Regions from separate parts of the Homo sapiens genome. Here all the other regions are linked to region 2. The links are chromatin contacts, found by Hi-C or POLR2A ChIA-PET in ENCODE. All regions are on one chromosome and are shown on one strand. The core of a region is the stretch at or near the end of the contact, and the rest is flanking DNA. Distances in the headings are between cores, read along the strand shown. Region 1 holds the start of HMGCR (3-hydroxy-3-methylglutaryl-CoA reductase). Region 2 overlaps SV2C (synaptic vesicle glycoprotein 2C). Region 3 has its middle 24 kb from the start of F2R.

The links. Hi-C counts contacts between places; a loop is a spot of excess contacts on that map. ChIA-PET counts read pairs that join two places held with the same protein, here RNA polymerase II (POLR2A). Pooled maps may share reads with other maps.
Region 1: a loop to region 2 is called in a map with no recorded cell type, with 10 times the contacts of the local background. The contact joins the promoter of HMGCR here to the enhancer-like site in region 2. A Hi-C loop is called at or near these places in 2 of 37 single-sample maps with no recorded cell type and 4 of 50 pooled maps. POLR2A ChIA-PET finds 5 or more read pairs at or near these places in 1 of 52 experiments (GM12878).
Region 3: a loop to region 2 is called in a map with no recorded cell type, with 7 times the contacts of the local background. The contact joins two enhancer-like sites. A Hi-C loop is called at or near these places in 3 of 37 single-sample maps with no recorded cell type and 4 of 50 pooled maps.

Annotation. Positions count from the first base shown.
Region 1 is chr5:75,333,889-75,338,510 of GRCh38, forward strand. It overlaps HMGCR (3-hydroxy-3-methylglutaryl-CoA reductase), which reads left to right and starts at 3,332. Exons shown (of 20, transcript NM_000859.3): 1 at 3,332-3,412. RefSeq lists enhancers at 3,243-3,803, 3,804-4,362 and a silencer at 3,444-3,563.
Region 2 is chr5:76,174,653-76,179,109 of GRCh38, forward strand. The region is part of intron 2 of SV2C (synaptic vesicle glycoprotein 2C); the gene reads left to right. Among named protein-coding and RNA genes, the nearest start is that of SV2C-AS1, 93 kb to the left of the region's middle. RefSeq lists an enhancer at 1,459-1,538. Within about 2 kb of position 1,284, at least 3 of the 41 ENCODE cell types and tissues checked have a DNase peak (open chromatin) inside an H3K27ac peak, as active enhancers do; they include GM12878, where a contact is called at or near this core.
Region 3 is chr5:76,737,520-76,741,993 of GRCh38, forward strand. No RefSeq gene overlaps it. Among named protein-coding and RNA genes, the nearest start is that of F2R, 24 kb to the left of the region's middle. RefSeq lists enhancers at 1,401-1,730, 1,831-1,900, 4,034-4,113. Within about 2 kb of position 2,030, at least 15 of the 41 ENCODE cell types and tissues checked have a DNase peak (open chromatin) inside an H3K27ac peak, as active enhancers do.

The DNA.
Region 1 (4,622 bases), core at 2,082-4,581, 840 kb before region 2:
CTCGATTTCTCACGGAGCCTTAGCTGCCTTCCCGCAGGGCAGGGTTCGGGACCTGCCGCCCGCCATGCCTGAGCCTCCCACCCACTCCGTGGGTTCCTGTGCAGCCCCAGCCTCTCCGACGAGCACCACCCCCTGCTCCACGGCGCCCAGTCCCATCGACCACCCAAGGGCTGAGGAGTGTGAGCGCACGGCGCGGGACTGGCAGGCAGCTCCACCTGCAGCCCTGGTGCAGGATCCACTGGGTGAAGCCATCTGGGCTCCTGAGTCTGGTGGGGACGTGGAGAGTCTTTATATCTAGCTCAGGGATTGTAAATACACCATTCAGCACCCTGTGTTTAGCTCAAGGTTTGTGAGTGCACCAATCGACACTCTGTATCTAGCTGCTCTGGTGGGGCCTTGGAGAACCTTTATGTCTAGCTCAGGGATTGTAAACACACCAATCAGCACCCTGTGTTTAGCTCAAGGTTTGTGAGTGCACCAATCGACACTCTGTATCTAGATGCTCTGGTGGGGCCTTGGAGAACCTGTGTGTGGAAACTGTATCTAACTAATCTGATGGGGACGTGGAGAACCTTTGTATCTAGCTCAGGGATTGTAAACGCACCAATCAGTGCCCTGACAAAACAGGCCACTCGGCTCTACCAATCAGCAGGATGTGGGTGGGGCCAGATAAGAGAATAAAAGCAGGCTGCCTGAGCCAGCATTGGCAACCAGCTCGGGTTCCCTTCCACACTGTGGAAGCTTGGTTTTTTTGCTCTTTGCAATAAATCTTGCTACTGCTCACTCTTTGGGTCCACGCTGCTTTTATGAGCTGTAACACTCACCACGAAGGTCTGCAGCTTCACTCCTGAGCCCAGCAAGACTAAGAGCCCACTGGGAGGAACGAAAAACTCCGGACGCGCTGCCTTAAGAGCTATAACACTCACCGCGAAGGTCTGCAGCTTCACTCCTGAGCCAGCGAGACCACGAACCCACCAGAAGAAAGAAACTCCGAACACATCTGAACATCACAAGGGACAGACTCCAGACGCGCCACCTTAAGAGCTGTTAACACTCACCGCGAGAGTCCACGGCTTCATTCTTGAAGTCAGTGAGACCAAGAACCCTCCAATTCCGGACCCATTACTGCACGCCCGCCTGGGCTCTGTCTCTAAAAATAAAAAAATTATACTTTTATAAACTCTTTCCTTGAAGGGTTAAATGCATATGAGGAAGCGGCACATGGACTTCCTTGGCGCTTCCCCCACCCTCCCTTTCTACCTTGTGTCCATACCAAATTTTGTGATTTATCACTAAGTACAAATTATTAGTTAAGTGCTATAAAGATTCTTTTGAAATACCTTTTGGGAAGGATATAGAATTTATTTTAAGAGCATAAAACTAGACAACTGGTGTTTCTTTATTGCTTGCTTTGGAACTCATATTCCTATTGGAGTTCCCAATTAGGCAGTTTGCGAATGAAAATTTCTAAATCTTGGGCTAAAGCCTGTTTTGGTAACAACTTTAGTCCTTATTTGAATTACATTAGTAGGCATGTGTACAACCTGTAACTTCTGAGATATTTGGTCCTTGAGACTTCTAGCGGCATTAAAAATATGACAGGTTCTAGGCTCTCGGTACTTACACACTTTTCTCTCTTTTTTTTTTTTTTTTTTGACAAGGCTGCTAAGAGAACACTGCAATCTTTGGGTAGTTCACCCGTTTTCTTTACTGTGCAAGGTTCATAAAGGCAGGCACTATGTCTGTCATGTTTGTCACTATATCTCCCATGCCAACCACAGTGTGTACTTCACATAATGAGCATTTCAAAGGCAACATTTGGTAAAGAGATATGAATGAAGGTCTTACACTGAAGCAGTGGGGAACAGTAGAACCAGCCTAAGCATTAGATCTGGGTTCAAATTCCAGTTTTGCTCATTATCTATGTGATCTACAGCAAGTTGCTTGACAAACTTTAATTTTTACTTTTTTGTAAAATGGGAATAATACCTATTATATAAGGATTATAAGAATCTATAATCATTTATTAAAACTAAGGAGTGTTTAGTGTTTTCTTCGTAATGTGTTTCAAAATATGGGCTTTAAAAATTGAGTGAAATACAATTCCTGTCCTTAATAAATTTCCACATACGATAGTAAGACAAATAAAAAAATACTACGGAAATTTTATGGGTTTTCAAGGTCGGGAGTGATGATGTGTTTGAGGGAATTAGGAAAGGAGGTGGCATATGAAAAAGTCCTTAAGGGATATTTAGGATCTCAGCAGTTAAAATGGGTAGGCATATCCAAGGTAAACAAAGAGAACATAAGCAGGGAGGTAAAAAGGTACTGAGTGTGACTGAAGAAGGGCCAGTTACTCCTGGCTGAACTGTAAGGTTCGCACAGGAAAGTAGAGATACGTCAGAAATGTGTGGTGGGGCCATATTAGTGGTGACAGGTTCTTTCTTTAATCCAGTAGACAATGAGAAACGCTGATTTGGGTCTATGGCATAATAGGAAGTAGTATGCCACATACTGCATGTGGGAGTTCTGCAGGACAGATTGGGAAGTGCATGCGTGTAAGACTGGGAAGACCAGTTAGGAGAGGCTATTGCACTGTTTTAAGTAAGACATAATAAAGCCCTGCACCAGGCGGAGAGCAGAAGGAACGCACAGAAGACGCAGGAGAGGCACATTTCAGAGAGAATCCAGTATGCAATGGATGTCGCACACAAGAGAGAGAGACGCAGGTGACCGGAGCCATTTACACTAATGGGTAAATCTCGGGAAAGCGCTGGTTTCGGCTACCGGCCAGTTACAGGTTTGAGGTGCCCGTCGCCGCCACCTTCCCTTTTTTTATATTCCTCTTTTTCTCATGGCCGCCTCCGCTTCCCTCCATCTCTCCCGCGCTAGTAACTGAGCTTTCAGTCATCGACCTGACCCTGCGTTTTCCCTCACGCTCCGATTCTGCTTCCTATCACTGCCTCCTACTGTACTATCACAGCCAGGACGAGCACGGGTCAGGCACTGAGGCTGTGGGACACTCCACCCGCCTGGTCCCCTATCGCCTCCGCCTAGGCAGCTGCCATGCGTGCGCCCCCACAGCTCTAGGACCAATAGGCAGGCCCTAGTGCTGGGACTCGAACGGCTATTGGTTGGCCGAGCCGTGGTGAGAGATGGTGCGGTGCCTGTTCTTGGCCCTGCAGAGAGCTGTGGGCGGTTGTTAAGGCGACCGTTCGTGACGTAGCGCCGTCAGGCCGAGCAGCCCCCAGGCGATTGGCTAGACAATCGAACGATCCTCTCTTATTGGTCGAAGGCTCGTCCAGCTCCGAGCGTGCGTAAGGTGAGGGCTCCTTCCGCTCCGCGACTGCGTTAACTGGAGCCAGGCTGAGCGTCGGCGCCGGGGTTCGGTGGCCTCTAGTGAGATCTGGAGGTGAGGCGGGCGGTGACCGAGAAGAGGGGCAGGGGCGGCGGGGAGCGGGGCGGAGATGGGTGGGAGCGGGGTTTGGGCTGTGTTGGTGGCAATTCTGGAGCTTCCCTCGGCCCTGGGAAGTGGCTACCGGCAGCTCCTGCGGACCTGGAGGGGGCTGCGGTTGCGCTTTGTCGGTGTGGCAGCTCGGACCCGCGGGGACTGCAAGGAATGTCCTTGAGGCCCGGCAGGCCGAGCGGCGGCCGGCATCAGTGCCGGAGTAACCCGGGGTCCCGGGGTGGGCTTGAGAGGCGGGCGGCGGTCTGGCCTCTTCGTGACTGCGGTCATCATCGGTGGACCCGCGGGGCGTAGCTGCGTTCATCGTCCCTGTTCAGTCAGAGTAGGCAGTGCTGGCTGCACGGTCACGAAAATCGGGGCGGAAAGGGTGTCAGGCAGGGTGACCTCGGAGGCCCCTGGATTCGAGAAATGCTAGGGGTCTATGGGGCTGTCGGGCCGGCAGCTCGCAGGGCAGACGGGAGAAGCGCCTGCATCCCGGGATCCGGGCATTCACGCCCAGGAACTGCTGTTCGTTAGCACCTTTCTTTTAGGTGACGGGAAAGATCTCTGTAAATACTGCTGACTAACTTAGAACCATGAAAGAACCGTGGATTGGTGTAGATGTGTCTGGTTATTTACAGGAGAACGGCTTGAGAGGATGCGGAGCCCAACGTGGGGATTCGCACAATGACTCAAAAGATTCTTCTCCCTCTTTTTTTTTTTTTTTTTTTGGTAAGGGGTGTAGTCTCCTTGGTGCTGATATTCTTTTAGGAAAAATGTACCTTGGAGATACAAATATAGAACAGTTAATTTCTGCAGTAGGAGGAGGTCGATGTACTCCATTCTTAAGTAGTCGTTTGAAATATTTCAGGATTTGAGGATATTCCTTCTTAGACATGGTCCTGCAGAGTCGTAGGAAGCATTTGTTTCTGGGCTATACTAAATGTGCATGATTTCGGCGTCCCACAAGGTAGAGAATGTACTTTTTGTTTACTTATGAATTTATTTTCCTCTCCATGCAGTGAAAGGCATTTTGCAATTTAGAGATAATCTAGCAAAGACCTGGACAGTACTTTGGGGATAGGCTGGATTTTGCAGGCCTGCTTTGTTGTAGTGTTCTTCCAGAACTTATGATAAACTTGGTGGCCAAAACAAATGGGAATTAGTAACATGAAGG
Region 2 (4,457 bases), core at 34-2,533:
TCTTCTTTACTGTAGCCATTTTAAAAAATGTAAAAAAGAATGCTTAGCTTGTACGCTGCACGAAAGCATAGTTCGTGGACCCCTGCTACAAACCTGCACATTCTTTGTTACTAGCTAAGAATATGTCTCCAAATGTGGACATGGTCTCCTATCCTGATAAGCAAGGGTCCTCCTGTTCATCTAGCCCAACGCTGATGCTGGAGGCAGGCTTTGGCTCCTGCTTCATGCCCTCTTGGCCAGCACAAGTGCTGATACCCTGTTTACTGCTGTTGCTGTGAATGTTAAAGTCTCAGAGCCAAGAATCTCATGTGTTCTGCTGGCACCCGTGAGCCTGGCGGTCTAACTGACTAAATTTCAGGTAAGGTGAAATCTCAGACCCCTCACAGTTCTTGAGAGAGGCAGAAGGGGAAGGGAAGGAGAGGGGGCATGGTGAGAGATACCAGAAAAAACACTACACGGAAAAGAGATGACCCAAATGAAGAGGTCAGTTCCCCAACCCCTACGCTGGCCTGGTGTTTAAGTCCAGTTTCCATGTTGGCCTTCACAGAATCAGAGCTCTTCTTTGCTAGATAAAGTGTGGGGGAGTCTTTGGCTCCCCCTGGAGGCTAGAGTTTGCCAACGACAGGTAGGACCTGAAACACAATATGAATTGCTCTTTACTGTAAAACAAAAGGAAAGCTGACCATGACGAGATTTTACTCAAATGGCCCAGGGGTTAGGTATAATTCAATTAAAAAGGGAATTTGTCCTTTAAAGTAGGGGGATATATATATATGGCTTTAACTAAAAAGAAAAATGGACACAGAATCTAACAGTGAATGTTTAGGTATTAGTGACAGTCATCATTGTTAAAGTGCAGAGAGAAAATTAGATCTAACACAGAAGAGTAACATGGTGCTAAAATTTCCCCCATATCCCAGACAACTTCCTGTTTGCAGCTCGATGTGCTGATGAGATACTTTTAACACGAATCCTGAGGGCAGTGGACCTTAGAAAAATTATCATCTACAATTGTATGTTAAATTGCTAAGTAATTAAGATGTAAGATCTAGAAAATCACATACAATTTATTTCCAACAGCTGAAATTAGAACTTTCTAAATAAAAGCTAACCATACAACCCAAGGGTTTAACAAGTCAGAGTCTGTTTGGGAAAGCCAGCGTGTGTGTCCCCGAGAGGTGGATTGCAATCAGTAATAAAGGCATGAGTCCAGCCCTGTCAGATCTGTCTGACAGCCCCCACTGCACTCTGTCAGAATCTCCGCATGGGGATGGGTCAGGTTGCAGATGGTGACAGCATCATCCGAAAGTCTATGAGAAAGTGAAGGTAACACAAAGCCCTGGGATCCCTACCTTCCACACTGCTCTGCTTATCTGCACACACAGCTGTGAGGCTCCAGCCAGGCCCCCAGGAGCAATTTGTTATTTGTGACAACCTTGTGTGCATGGTGTTCTCCCTCACCCCCCACCCCAACACACACACAGGGAGCCAAAGTTTACTACGTTTAGTCTAAGTTGGGTTTTGAGATTTAAATGTTCAAGACTTAAGTGATTACCGATGGGGAAAATAGGAAGTGGCCTGGAGGTTCTCAGTTCGGGGGAGAATGGTTGTGCAAATAGAAAACCATGGTAGTGAATCTGCTACCCAGTTTTCTAAGAAGAGCTGCGGTTTTGTTTCATCCTGTCTCAGAGCTTTATTAATCAGCCATATTGTAGGTGACATGCTCCAGGACACACAGAATTTATGTCCTTGTGCTCTTTCCTCTAAGAGCTAATTAATGTATTTTTATTGGTGAGAAAGTTCACTCCACATATTTCTTCTCCTTGCATCATGATCAATTCTCCAATCTTAAAACCAAATCACCCACCACCACCACCCATAAACACCCTCTGCTTCAATCCTGGTCCCCATTTACTTAATTCCTATCTTTCCCCTACTTTTAAAATCTATTCATTAAAACAAAACAAAAGCCAAAAACATCTTTCCTGGGATTGCCTGGAGAAGACTTGACAGGACCAAGAGGGAAAACTTTCTAACCCCCAATCACTGTTTAGTTTATGGCTGGAATTATGGGGGAAAAGTAGAATGAGGTTGCTTTTGATGTTCTTTTGAAATGATTTGCAGCATTGAAAGAAATATTAGCAATTAAGCCATTTTGATTTTCTTTAAAACTGAAAGTAGAGGCCGGCAAGGTGGCTCACGCCTGTAATCCCAGCACTTTGGGAGAACGAGGTGGATGGATCACAAGGTCAGGAGATCGAGACCATCCTGGCTAACATGATGAAACCCCGTCTCTACTAAAAATACAAAAAATTAGCCGAGCACGGTGGCGGGCGTCTGTAGTCCCAGCTACTCGGGAGGCTGAGGCAGGAGAATGGCGTGAACCCGGGAGGCAGAGCTTGCAGTGAGCCGAGATCACGCCACTGCACTCCAGCCTGGGCGACAGAGCGAGACTCTGTCTCAAAAAAAAAACAACAAAAAACAGAAAGTACAGAAGTGTATATATTTAATAATCAATTATATTAATCAATATATTATATATTAATATATACAAATAATATATACAAATATATTAATCTGTATATATGATTCTTAATGCTGTATTTCTTATAGTCTGGGTATCCCAGTGAATGAAATATTTTCAGCAGTGTTTTGGGAAGTACAGAGATCTTCCCTTATATGTTCCAGGACCCGCTAGTGATACCTAGAATCGCAGATAGTACCGTCCCCTATATATACTGTTTTTTCAATATATACATACCCATGGTAAAGTTCAACTTACAAATTCAGCATAGTAGGATATTAATAACAATAACTGATAATAAAATAATAAACTAGAATAATTATAACAATATACTATAATAAAAGTTACCTAAATATGGTATTTCTGTCTCTCAAAATAACTTAATATTTTCAGACCATGGTTGGCTGCGAATAACTGAAACCACTGAAGGCAAAACCGCAGATAAGGGGGAACTACTGTATGCTATTCCAGATATGTGTTATTATGTCCCAAACTATCCAAAATCTTAGTGGCTTTAAACAATAGCCATTTTATTGTATCTCACACTCCTGTGTGACTTTGGAACTTGGACAAGGCTTGGCTAGGTGATTCTTCTGTTCTTGGTGGTTTAAACAGAGGTCACTCAGTGGTATTTTGCTGGAGGGTCTAAGATGACTGACATCTGGGCAGGAATGGCTGAAAGATTGTTTTCTTGTTCTGTTCCTCTAAAATACCAGTTCCTCTTAGATATTTATGCTTTGTTTGTTCACTGTGCTGATATAGAGGAGATTTCTCTGAAAAGAAAACCATACTTTCATTGTTTATAATTATGCTTAAACTTAAGAAGATAAATACATTTTTCATAAGTCTGTTTCTCATGCATTTTGGGCCCAGTGGGGACAGTAGGTGAGAGCACCTATCTGTGACCTCTTCAGCATATCAGTCTCAGGGTAGTCAGATGTACAGATGGGGCCTCAGGGCTCCAAAAGCAAGTGCTATGGTAGACAAGGTGGAAACTGCATGGCCTTTTATTACCTAATCTTGAAAGTCACATAGCATCACTTCTGTCATACACTATTCATTCAAGCAGTTACCCAGAATCAAGGAGAGGCAACATAGACTTCACCTTTTCATGGGAAGAGCATTGCAGAATTTGCAGCTGTGTTGTACAGTCACCAAACATGCACACAGGAGACATCTCCATTCTATTACATGTTAGAGTAAATTTCTTTTCTTTTTCAGGTGTAGTATTTCCAAAATATTGTTCCCACCATTGAGTTTTATAGCAGTGGCTCCCAGTCTTTTGGATTTTTAATTCCAATTTTGAAAAAAAAGAATGAGCAAGATTGACAGAGGGAAGCCCACCTTTATTTTACTAAGGAAGAACATTTAAAAATAATGATTGCAATAACATGCACACTACTCTTTATACTCACTATCATTTTATAAAACAAAAGGCATGTTCACATTAAAATAATAGGAAGGGCATGTTCTTAAAGGACCTTTTTTAAATTGAATAAATTTATCTTTATGAAAAAGACATATCATTTTCCTTGTTTTTCTTGTTTAACTGCAGGCTGGTGGAAACTGTCTCATGGAGCCTGCCTTTTTGGCAGATTGGATTTGGGAATTATTCTTCTAGACAAAAGGTCTCAAGTATGCCACTTATACTTTCTTGGGACACTCAAGATTTTATGGTCATAATTTCATTTTTGAGTTAGTTCTGTCAATTGCATAGCTTTATGTGAGGAGGACTGCAGTTTGAGTTCAACCTTCTAAATTAAATCAACGAGGTTTTACTGATTTTCAAAATGTGCCTACAATAGTGTAGCCTCATGGAGTTTCAGAAAAGGATGACATAATACATAGTTCCTGCCAGGAGTCAAATTGAAAATTAATTATAGAGATAGGACTGATGCTTATGAAATGCTGATAAATAACGCAAGTTAGAATG
Region 3 (4,474 bases), core at 780-3,279, 560 kb after region 2:
ACATGTGAAAGTGCAACAGATTGAATGCAGAAGCAGAGACGAAAATCTGACTGTCTCCTATTACACCAGTCATTAAAGAGATTGCAAAAATGTAAAACAATGCAACTCTCCTCCTTAAATTATTGTTTTGGGAAAAAATTTTGAAAAATATAGTATTTATTTTAACATGTAATGGGCTTATTGTCATTTTTAGCTGAAATAGATATTTTCAAAAGTTCTCCATTTTAATGTCTAATATGGAAAATATCAGTAGATAAAATCATTGGCAGCAGGGTGCAGTAGCTCACACCTGTAATACCAACACTTTGGGAGGCCAAGCCAGGCGGATCACGAGGCCAGGAGTTCGAGACCAGCCTGGGCAACATAGGTAAACCCCATCTCTACTAAAAATAAAAAACTTAGCTGGGTGTGGTGGTGCACATCTGTAATCCCAGCTACTTGGGAGGCTGAGGCACGAGAATCACTTGAGCCTGGGAGGCGAGGGTTACAGTGAGTCAAGATGGCATCACTGCACTCCAGCCTGGACGACAGAGCAGAGCAAGGCTGTCTCAAAAAATGAAAAAGAAAAAAAGTCAGTGATGTGCTGCTAAGCAGGATCTCCACAAAAAGAAAAAAAGCCTGATCTGGCAAACTAGCATTTGCCAATTTTGATGGTGTGAATACTCCCTTCTTTTCCAGTTTCAAGCTCCCAACTGTTTAACAGTTGGCTTGACAAATTTCCTGAATATTGAATTCTTGTGAGCAGGTACAAGTTGACTCCAGCACACCAATGGATGCAACCCACATAAACAAAGGCTCTTTGCTGGTCCTCAATAATTTTAAGTGTATTAAGGTGTTCTGAGCAAAAGAAGTTTGAAAACCACTGCCCTTATCCAAGATGTCCCAACTTTATTGACTTGAAGAAAACAGATAAACTGGTAATTATTATAAAAGCATAAAAGCAAACAGGGGTAAAGAGTTGGCTTAGAGCTGCAGGCACCACTCTGGGTTTCTGGCTGTTTCAGAGCTGAGGGGTTCCAAGTCTTGGAGCAAGAAACTGATTCAACATCCAGGCTCAGTGGCTCACGCCTATTATCCCAGCACTTTGGAAGGCTAAGGCGGATGAATGGTTTGAGCCCAGGAGTTCGAGACCAGCCTAGGCAAAATGGCAAAACCCCGTCTCTACGAAAAATACAAAAATTAGCCGAGCGTGATGGCTCATGCCTGTAGTTCCAGCTACTTGGGAGGCTAAGGTGGGAGGATGGCTTGAGCCTGGGAGGCGGAGGTTGCAATGAGCCAAGATGGTGCCACTACACTTCAGCCTGGGTGACAGAGTGAGACCCTGTCACAAAAAGAAAAGAAAAGATACTGATTCACGTCATCAGGTATGGTGTGGTCCACAGAACAGGAAGCTCTGTGTGAGGTCTGATTTTCAGCCACCTGCTGTGTAAAGGAAAGAGAGAGGTGCTTGCTGAGCAAAGTTTCAGACCAGAAGACCAAGAGACAATTCAGAACAGCAGCAGATTCTACCCATGGTGGCATTCCTGTAAAGTGAAACTCAAGCGCCAAGTTTGTTGTCATGGGGACTGTTGATTGCATGCTAGTCTTATGGAAACACACGGAAAACCAGAGGTCAAATTCAGTAGCATCTCAGAATTCAGATAACACAGCATGTACAGTTTCAACCCAGCAGGCTGTGTGTTTATCACTTCAGGAAATGACTCATAAGCAGTAAGGAGATGAGCTTTGAAAGCTGCATCTGGCCAGGGCACGGTGGCTCACCGCTGTAATCCCAGCACTTTAGTGAGGCCGAGGCGGGTGGATCACCTGAGGTCGGGAGTTTGAGACCAGCCTGGCCAACATGTGAAACCCTGTCTCTACTAAAAATACAAAAATTAGCCAGATGTGGTGGCACACACCTGTAATCCCAGCTACTCAGGAGGCTGAGGCAGGAGAATTGCTTGAACCCAGGAGGCAGAGGTTGCAGTGAGCCGAGATTGTGCCATCCAGCCTGGATGACAAGAGCGAAACTCCATCTCAAAAAAAAAAAAAAGAAAAGAAAGCTGCATCTATAGTAGCCTGCATGGTGGCAGGGCCAGTCTGGCTGTTTTGCCTATCTTAATGACTACATCTGCAGGTCATTTTGGTGTGCTGCTATGCGACCCATCCAAGGAAGTGAAAACACCACGAAGGGTGGGCTGTCCAATACTGAGATGCATTCGTGAGCAAAACCATAATCATTTGATATCTATTTTTGTTGTTTTGTTTCCTATCCTGGGATATCTAGTTGCTCTTGAAACTAGCTGACACATATTTTAAAAAAAACAAGACAAATAATATATTCCCATCCTCCAGAAGCTAACTGGCTTTGGGATTTAATCCTAATACTTAATGTTTAGTTAGGAAGCACAAAATTTGAAGACCTCAGATTTAGAATTTTATCAGCTCTGCCTTGTAACAAGTTTTAGAAACTAAATCAGTTGGCCAGGCCTGGTGGCTCATGCCTGTAATCCTAGCTTTTTGGGAAGCCAAGGCGGGCGGATCACCTGAGGTCAGCAGTTCGAGACCAGGCTGGCCAACATGGTGAAACCCTGTCTCTACTAAAAATACAAAAATTAGTCAGACATGGTGGCACGTGCCTGTAATCCAGCTACCCGGGTGGCTGAGGCAGGAGAATTGCTGGAACCCGGGAGGCAGACGCTGCACTGAGCCGAGATGGCACCACTGCACTCCAGCCTGGGCAACAGAACGAGACTCTGTCTCAAAAAAAAAAAAAAAAGAAAAGAAAGAAAGAAAAGAAAAGAAACTAAATCAGTTCTCAACTCTGGTTGCGCATAGAATCACTGGAGAGCTTCTAAACAATTCCAGTGCCAATCTCTGGGGGCGAGGCCTGGACATTGATATTGTTTTCAAGCTCCTCAGAAGATTCTGATGTGTAAACCAGGGTTGATACTAAGAAAAGAAAAATCCCTCAGCAGTCTGAGCTATGTGAGGTGTGCAAAATTTATTAGGCCCAGAGAGACGGGAGTAGAGGACTTCAGTCACACCCCCGGCACATACCCTCCCCCTACCCACCACCCCCCATGCCTGTGGGCAATTATTTAAAGTCATTTTGTTCCTGGTGGTGTGGTAGCTCATGCCTGTCATCCCAACACTTTGGGAGGCCGAGGCGAGAGGATCCCTTGAGGTCAGGAGTTTGAGACCAGACTGGTCAACATGGTGGAACCCCTACACTCCTAAAAATACAAAAATTAGCCAGGCATGGCAGCATGCTCATGAAATCCCAGCTACTCGGGGGGCTGAGGCAGGAGAATTGTTTGAACCCAGGAGGCCAGAAGGTAGAGGTTGCAGTGAGTCAAGATGGCGCCACTCCAGCCTGGGCAACGGAGAGAGACTCCATCTCAAAAAAAAAAAAGGCATTTTGTTCCTGACTAGCTACATTCCCTGTTATCTTCATGTTCCTGGAATCTGTGATACAAAGAACAATGTGTATCCAATCAACAGCTTATGTTATTTTAATGTAAATTTTGATAAACAACTTAGGAACTGCCTCTTTTCCTTTATAAACATTCACATGCAACTGCTGCTAATCAGATTGTATATTCAGGACAACTTGAATATACACTTCAATATACACTGGGTTGCAGTCCTCAAGCTTGGCCCAAATAAACTCTCTACTTATATTAATTTTGACTCAGCTTCTTCCTTTTAGATCAACAATACCACTGTTTTTGAAAAGTGCTTCTTAGCTTATATACTGCTGGTGGGAATGTAAAGTATTAGTTCAGCCATTGTGGAAAGCAGTGTGGTGATTTCTCAAATAATTTAAAACAGAATTATCATTCAACCCAGCAGTCCCATTATTGGGTATATACCCAAAGGAATAGAAATCATTCTACCATAAAGACATCTGCGCACAGGTGTTCACTGCAGCACTATTCACAATAGCAAAGCTATGGAATCAACCTAAATGCCCACCAATGATAGACTGGATAAAGAAAATGTGGTACATATACCCCATGGAATACGATGCAGCCGTAAAAAAGAACAAGATCACGTTCTTTGCAGCAACATGGATAGAGCTGGAGGCCATTATCCTAAGCCAACTAATGCAGAAACAGAAAACCAAATACCACATGTTCTCACTTATAAGTGAAACTAAACATTGAGTACACATGGACACAAAGAGGAGAACAACAGATACCAGGGCCTACTTGAGGGTGGAGGATGAGAGGGAGAGGACTGAAAAACCACCTATCGAGTACTATGCTTACTACCAGGGTGATGAAATAATCTGTACACCAAACCCCCAAGACACACAATTTACTTATATAACAAACCTGCACATGTACCCCTGAACCTAAAGTAAAAGTTTTTTAAAAAAGAAAAGAAAATAGTGTTTCTTGGCCAGGTGCAGTGGCTCACATCTGTAATCCCAGCACTTTGGGAGGTGAAGACAGGAGGATTGCTTGATGCCAGGAGTTTGAGAGTTTGA